2 separate regions of the Homo sapiens genome follow, and region 1 is linked to region 2. A link is a contact called in ENCODE Hi-C data. All regions are on one chromosome and are shown on one strand. The core of a region is the stretch at or near the end of the contact, and the rest is flanking DNA. Distances in the headings are between cores, read along the strand shown. Region 1 holds the start of FER (FER tyrosine kinase). Region 2 holds the start of FEM1C (fem-1 homolog C).

Region 1 (3,831 bases), core at 438-2,937, 6.8 Mb before region 2:
ATGTGAAACTGGATTTGCTATATATTTTTGTATGCTTCAAAAATGCAGCATAGATTTTTGCCACATTCATTTACTTCAAGTATATTCTTTCACAACTGCATTTCCTAGCACAATGACTGGCATATGGTAGACAGCTTTTAAGGTTTTGGAATGAATAGGTGAGAACTCAGAGAACAATTGTAGATATGGAAAGATTCTTGCTGATTTTTCTAGATTTGGGTTCCTTAACACAAACACACATGTTGTGTATCAAACAGCTCTATTTCTACCATATCTTTATTGAAAGCTACTTTCTGCAAATATGTAATAACGTATTCACCAACCACATCTTTCTACATTTTGATTCCCTTTGTATAAATGGAGAAATTCTAAGGTTCTTGGGAAAGGTATTCAGTCATGAAGCAGTCTCCAAAGTTGTATTTTGGCCTTACCTAACCAAATTTTCATTCATTTCATTCTTATTGACATTACATATACTATAACATTTGATGTTCACAGAAAATTAACTTCTATTTTAAGAAGTTTACTCACAGAACCACAGTTTGTGCATTTAACAATCACTATGAAATACATATGAAACATTAACCATCATTTTAGAGAACAATTTAAAAACTCCGAAGTAACTACTTTCCTTAACTTTGTCATCCCAACATTCTGGGTATAGGCATTGTTGGAAAAATATAATTAAAAACCAAAATCTCCCAACCCAGAAATCCTCTCCACAAACGTTAGTAGACAAAACACTTTTATTACTGAATAAGCATTAAACGAGACTGTGATACACATCACAGGCAATTTGCTAAGAGATTGCAAAGACAGAAATCTTGCCCTTTTGTATAGCCAAGTATATACGACCCATTACATACACGTTTTCAAGTTGAACAATAACTAGTCCTCAAGTAAGAGGACCTGACATTTGTGACATTAACTTTACTTAATAATTGGGGTGACCATCTGTGTTAGTTAATTGGTTTTATCCAGAGGAAAAACAAACTTCTCCTGTCTTTATGACGGAAGGTAGTTTTGCAACACGGAGCAAGTTGCTCACCGAAGTTACGCTCCTACTCTCTCACAGAAACTGGGAGATAGGGAAGGATGCTACTCCGTTGATATGTGCAGCATTTCAAAAAAAAAAAAAAAAAAAAGGTCCAGAGACATTCCTGACTGAGCATACAGTTGACAAGACCTATCTAGTCCTCAAGTGGATTTATACACATTTCAAAGAGTTGAGAAAGTACTTAACAATTAAGAAAGTACTTAAGTTTTCTAAGACAAATGCTCGGAGAGAAAGGGACGGGAAATCTCATCCTCCATTTTCAATAGGGAGAATTAAGCCTCTTATTTAAAATTTTTATGTTGGTTTTTGTTTATTTAGCTTTAAAACAGTAGACTTAAAAAAAGTCCAACTTAAGATTTATGTTTTTTTATGTGTAGGGCTGTTCTCTACGGTTAAATAAATAACCCTGCTTAGAGAAAATATTCACCACTCTTCTTTGGCTCCTATGTAACTCAGTTTTTGAGAGGGAGGGGAAATACCGGATTGACGCTATGTGGTTCAACCAATGCAAAAGATAACACCGCCTTAAAAAGTCTACTACAGGAACATGGGAGGGTCACACCCTCGAATAATGACGCATACCTATCCTACTGTTACTGATCACCTAGTAATAATCTTGTAGTTCACATTACTCATTTTTCACCAAATTCTTTTGGTGAAGGACGCTTCAGAAACGGCCATCACTGAAGAGCAGACCCGTTTGGGTTCTCCACGCATTCTAGACTCCCGAAGAGGTAAGAATTTATTATAGGGGGCCACTCCCAGGACCTGCTGTATGCTTTTAAACATCCATTACAATTCCAGCATTGAGTTTCTAACATTTTTAGGCAGGCTCAGGCACTGGGAGTACAGGATTGAAAGACAGTTCCCGTCCTTAAGGGACTCAGAGTAAACTGGAGTTGCTGAAAACCATTCTAAAGCAATCCACGTTAATAACAGATACAAGTAAAACGTGGGAACGTACAGGAAAAAGTGACCAATTCTGAGGCTGAAAAGTGCCTATTTTAGGGGTGGGGGCCTCGCGGCCCTAAAGCAGCTTCCCTTCCCGGAGATTTCAGCTCCAGGGATCGCCCAGCGCCCTCCGGGCACACTTAACATTTTAATCACGCCTCCGCCCCCACTCTCCGAATTCCTTTCCGGCTGCCGACCCGCCGAGTAGTCCCTTCCAGGCGGCCTCAGCTTATCATCGCCGGTCCGGCCACTTCCCGGCCGCGGCCAGGCGAGCCTCCCAAAGTTTCCTGTGAGGCCTTCGTCCGTCTCCGGCCCCATCTCACCACGGCAGCCCAGGACACCCGCTAGGGAGGAGCAGGTTACCGAGGCGGGGAGAGCGGCACAAACGCGCAGACCTCGGGACTCCACCCGGGCTGGTGAGCGAGCCCAGAAAGCGGCGACCGCAGCTCCGCGTCTCCACTCCCAGGGCCCGCAGCTTGGGCTAAGCGTGCGCCCACCCAGCCTAGGGCCCAAGTCCTGCCCCTTCGGGGACCGGGCCAATCGGCCGCTCCCCGCCTCCTGGGAGGTAGTGGAGGAGGGGGCTGAGGGCCGGGCGGCTGCGCCCGCCTTCCGCTCTTGCCCATTGGCTGAGGCCTCGAGGGTGCCCGGAGACCGGAGTGCAGCGGGATTGGTTGCAGAGGTTCGTGACAGTGGCGCCTATTGGCTGTGGCAGCCCCCGTGACGCGGGGTGGTGACTGGCTCCGGAGTCTGAGGGGTTCGGGCTTGTCAGGTTCTAGGTAGGTGCGTTTCGCGCCGCCGGCGGTAGGCGCTGTTGCCCGGGGCAACGCGGGGGGAGGGGGGAAGAGGAGGGAAGGCAAGCCTAGAGCGGGGGCAACAATGCCTGCCCGCAGAGGGGCGCCCGGGATTCGGCCAGGGCGTTGGGGGCTGTGCCGAGGCTCTTCCTCCGCCCTCAGCCAGCGCCCCCCCCAACCCCCGTCCCTGGCTGCAGGGTCATCCGCTCATCCTCCCGCCCGCAGCAGAGCATTCCTGGTTGGGGCTTGGGCCGGGCTACACACCCAGCCCCACGAGGGCCGCCCCTCCCACCATCCCGGGACCCGAAGGCTGAGGGGGCGGGTGCCGGCGCGAAAGGGCTGTGGCGGGCGTAGTGGCTCCGCCCCGTCGCGGGGTCTGGGGGCTGATGGGCGTGAGGCGGGGTGGTGGGGGGACTGTGGGCACCACCCAATCTTGCCTGTACCCTCACCCCTTTTCTCGGCGGCACTCATCTGGGCGCCGCCGTCCCGCTACGGGGGCATTCTCAACCCCTGGTATTCCCCCCATCCCTTCCTGCTTCTGGAGCCCCGCAGTCTCCCTTGACCCGCTCGGTCCTCCCCAGCTCTCCTCCTATCTGTCACCTTCTCCCGCTTTTATCCCCCACCTCATCTTTCTCCTCCGGTCTTGGCCAGAGGTGTCCTCCAAGAGTCTAATCAAGAGATAGATCTTAAGTGTGAAGCTAGTGGTGTCGTCGGTAATTTCTGCTCTGTGGTCTCTTTGCCAGTTAGAATTGGGGAGATGTTTGGAGGCACCTTCAGGGGTCATCCTTCTGCCTTACAGTTACCCCTAGGATCTACTTTCTGAATACGCTCATTGGGTTGTGTTGGTAGGGGCAAGGTACTTCTTAAACAAATTGAGGATTGTACTATGAGGTGGGCACTTTGTACGTTTGCGATTTTGCCATCCACTGTAGTGCAATTCAAAATCTAATAATTTGTTACGGCTGGTAGCCTTACATTTTTTTCCTTCGCCTTATGGTTAAAAAAAGAGCAGCTTTTTAACCTTTTTAATTC
Region 2 (4,055 bases), core at 663-3,162:
TTACTCAACACCAGTGCTTATAATGATGTATCAAACTTCCTGAAAATAAGTGGTAGACATTTAGAAAAACAAAGAAGCTGAACTCACCTTTGACACTTTTTCTATTAACATCTGCCCCCTTTTCAAGTAAATACTGAGCAATCTCTTTATGTCCTTTGTAACATGAAATCATCAAGCACGTATGCCCATGTCGGTTTGACACTTCCAAATCAGCTTTGTGTTCTACAAGGTACTTCACTATTTCCAAATGGCCATCGAAACACGCAGCTCGAAGAGGAGTTGAATTGGTTAAAGTCGTGTTGTTGACAGATGCTCCATGATTTAACAAGGACTGGACCACCTTCAGATGTCCTGCTGCAGAAGCGGCCCATAAAGGGGGAGCCCCCTCAATGGTTTCGCCATCAAAATTGACGGAGCCCCCAACTTCTATGGAGGCACTGCATTGCTCTAGGAGGAATTCCACCATGTCAAGGTGCCCATACCTGGCGGCCATCAAGAGTGGCGTGGCCCCATTTGTTTTTTCAGAGATCAAGGAGGAAACCTCCTCTTTGGATTTGCTTGCCAACAATTTGGTGAGAAGCCGGAGTTTGCCATCCCGAGCTGCGTTAAATACTGCTGTCTTTAGATCCATTTATGTCCAGTTGAGAGGCTGTGCTTTATTTATCTTTCAAAGCAGAGCTCCAGTTTAACTCTATCGACACAGGCAAGAGTCACAGGAACCAAAGTCCAATGTTAATTGCTGCACCCCAGAACGGATACACAACCACGAAGAGTATGTTCCGTCCTACTGCTTTCCAACATCTGACAACCAGGGCACCAAACTAGAGAAAGAAAAAAAAAGTAGCAGCATTTAATTTTCTATAGAAGAAGGCAAAACACTTCTTAATTTCCACTTCTGTGGGAAGAAAGGAATAAAAGCTATACTTCAGGCACTACTCCATCCCACACACCCCCCCCACCCCCAAAGAAAAGGTGGTAAAGAAAAATACAGAAGGATACACAGAGACCCAAATGTTCTGGTCGCAGGCAGTCTCCTCCATGTGCGGAAAATTTAAACACTACAGGCAGCCCGTTTTCTCGCCTCCAGCTCTAACCAGCCAAGCTTTGTTCTAGTTTTGCTTTGCACACGCCCAGGGAGAGTACAACCGAAAGAGGCAGGAGACTCGGGTTCAGAAATGTTTCTCTTTCTTGCAACTGCAGGAGAGCTGGCCAAGGGCGCCAGGCTGGAAGGCCTGAGGCCGGGTTTCGAGAAAGAACAAAAAGGTCGGACACACCAAACCCCGGCTAAGGCCAAAACTGTGCCCCGAAAGATTCTCTTTCCTTTAAAACTACTCACGGCTCTCAGGAAATCCGCCTGCCTTTTAGTCATTAACTTCGCCCGCCCCATTTCGATCACCCCCCACCCCCCGCCAAGGGATGATCCGCAGGTTCCTCAAACCACAGTCGCCCCAACACAACCTTCCCCTCTCCCTGTTCCAGACAACGGCAGCCCCCTCCCAATCTCCTCCATCGACCACAACCCCCTCCCGATGGGCCAAGCTGTGGCCTCCAGCCCGCTGCCCGCCTTCGGCTCCCCCGGCGCCCTCCTTCCCGCCCAGGCCTTCCGCGGGCACCTCAGGCCCCGGCCCGAGCCCTGGCAGGCCGCTGCCGCCGCCACTACCTGCCCGGGGACTAGTCCTCCCCGCCGCCGCTGGTCACTCGGGCTTTGTCCGTCCCCTTCAAAGGGAAACCGTTGTCCCCACCGCCGCCCGGGCCGCCCTGCTCCGCCTGCGGCCGCACAGCTCCTCCATGCTCCGCGCCCCAAAGGAATGAATCCGGCCGCGCTGTTCGCCACGCCCCGCCACCCGAGCTGCCTCCCGCCCTTAGTCGGCTCGGACTGCAGCGGCTGCAGCGACTGCTGCGACGGATGGTGTAATGGGCTGCGAGCCGGGGGCCGGACAAGCCTGAGCGTCACATCACTGACTGTGCCGCCACGCCATTGGGCCGGGGGAGGGCGGCGGCCGCGGCCAGCAACAGCCTAGGCGCGGGGCGGGGCGTCGCGGCCGGGGTGGGGCGACGGGGAGGGGGCGGGGCCTGAACTACTGGGAGGACGTGCCTGCGTGCAACGCGCTGGGGGGCGGGGCGCTGCGAGGGGGCGGATCTGTGCCCATCGAAGCGGCCCGAGGCAGCTCGAGTTCTGAGATCTCGCTGGCTCTTCTCCTCTCGGATTTTCGGGGTGCTCCCTTAGGGAATCTTTCGGTCCCATCTCAGAGACCCCAGAAGGGAAGTGTATTAGTGCGTTTTCACGCTGCTGATAAAGACATACCCGAGATTGGGTAATTTATAAAGATAAAAAGATTTAATGCACTCAGAGTTCCACGTGGCTGGGGAGGCCTCACAATCAAGCCAGAAGGGGAAAGGCACGTCTTACATGGCAGCAGGCAAGAGAGGAAAATCAGAGCCAAGGAAAAAGGGAAACCCCATATAAAACAATCAGCTCTCCTGAGACGTACTCACTACCACCAGAGCAGCATGGGGGAAACAGCCTTCTTGATTCAATTATCTCCCACTAGGTCCCTCCCACAATATGTGGGAATCATGGGAGCTAAAATTCAAATTTGGGTGCGGACCAGTATTACCCTCACACACGTGAAGTCTCTCGGACTAGTCTTCCGTCCTTACTTTGGTGGGCCCTGGAAATTACCAAGCTCGTAATTACACCTCAGAACACACACGGAGGAAACTGAAATTTCAGAAAATGTGATTAGTTTTGGAGGCTGTCAAACTGACTCTCTTTCTAAAGTAGCCTCTAAAAAGCATAAAGGCTACGAGGAATGGTAAACCCTAAGAGCAATGTAAAGTCAATGAGGTCAGGTTCTTGAGCTCTGAGTAATAAATCGGGAACTAAAGCTTAAAAGGTTATATATATGAATGAAAAGAATTACTTCTTCATATAGTAGTTGATAAACCTCTGGAATTTGATGCTAAAACCTACGTTGCATTAAACTAGGATGAAAAAGTTTAAATGTGTTTGGGAAATAACGCCCATAATGAATCCTGATGAGAAAACAGAATTTTTGAAAATGGACCTTCAATCACTTTGTTTGAGGGAACTTAAGCTCACATAATTCCTTAGTACCACTAGGAGAAATAGAATATTACAGTAGGCAGTCTGACCCTCAGCATATGTAATCCATAACGTTATGTTAGAAGTCATGCAGCACTAAAAACATTTATAAAAAATCACAACTTCATTTTTGTATATTGTAGTGTTGTTCAGAAGTTTATGTAGTTTTGCATAATTGAAATAATTTTCATACAACTATATATTTTGCTTTTCCTTTCTATACTCTAAACGTTTCTTATGTTTTTACAGTCTTAATAATTTTTAAGTATAGCATAGTATTTCCCTTAGGTAGTCAGTATCAGACTACACTCAACATCAGATTCCCAAAACTGAAGTTAAGGTAATTGCCACTGAGAAGAAAATATAAAAGAATAGAGTATAAAGGATAAGATTGACCATCCATAAAAATTAACCAGCCAAGAGGACTGGCTGTTTTATCCCCAGCATATGTCACAGTTCTATACTCTCCCAGGGTACAGATAACAGTGTACAGTGTCCCAACCAAGGCCTAACCTGAGCTGACCTGTCTCTCTCACCTAATTCAATAAGATGTAAACATTCACATCAGCCATCTTCAAACTGAGCTCTGTATCCCTCATGGGATTGTTAAGGGATAGACGGACACTTAGTTTAAAGGCTACCAATTTCTGCTGTGGCTCACACCTGTAATCCCAGAACTTTCGGAGGCTGAGACAGGCAGATTGCTTGAACCCAAGAGGTCGAGACCAGCCTGGACAACATGGTGAAATCCCAACTCCACACACACGCACACACACATGCACGCACACGCACACACACACAAAAAATTAGTCAGGCATGGCATGCAGGAGGCTGAGGTGGCAGGATCACCTGAGCTGAGCTGGGGAGATCAAGGCTATAGTGAGCCATGATCACACCACTGTGCTGCAGCCTGGGCCACAGAAGGAAACTCTGTCAAAAAAAAAAAAAA

Evidence for each region. Hi-C counts contacts between places; a loop is a spot of excess contacts on that map. Pooled maps may share reads with other maps.
Region 1: a pooled map shows a loop between it and region 2 (11-fold over the local background). The contact joins the promoter of FER here to the promoter of FEM1C in region 2. A Hi-C loop is called at or near these places in 7 of 50 pooled maps.

Annotation. Positions count from the first base shown.
Region 1 is chr5:108,746,210-108,750,040 of GRCh38, forward strand. It overlaps FER (FER tyrosine kinase), which reads left to right and starts at 1,688. Exons shown (of 20, transcript NM_005246.4): 1 at 1,688-1,791. RefSeq lists silencers at 2,455-2,554, 2,635-2,694, 2,825-3,234.
Region 2 is chr5:115,542,863-115,546,917 of GRCh38, forward strand. FEM1C (fem-1 homolog C) reads right to left here and starts at 1,913. Exons shown (of 3, transcript NM_020177.3): 1 at 1,661-1,913; 2 at 88-821. The coding sequence starts at 631. RefSeq lists enhancers at 1,462-2,228, 1,770-2,064 and silencers at 1,494-1,663, 1,714-1,763, 1,864-2,203.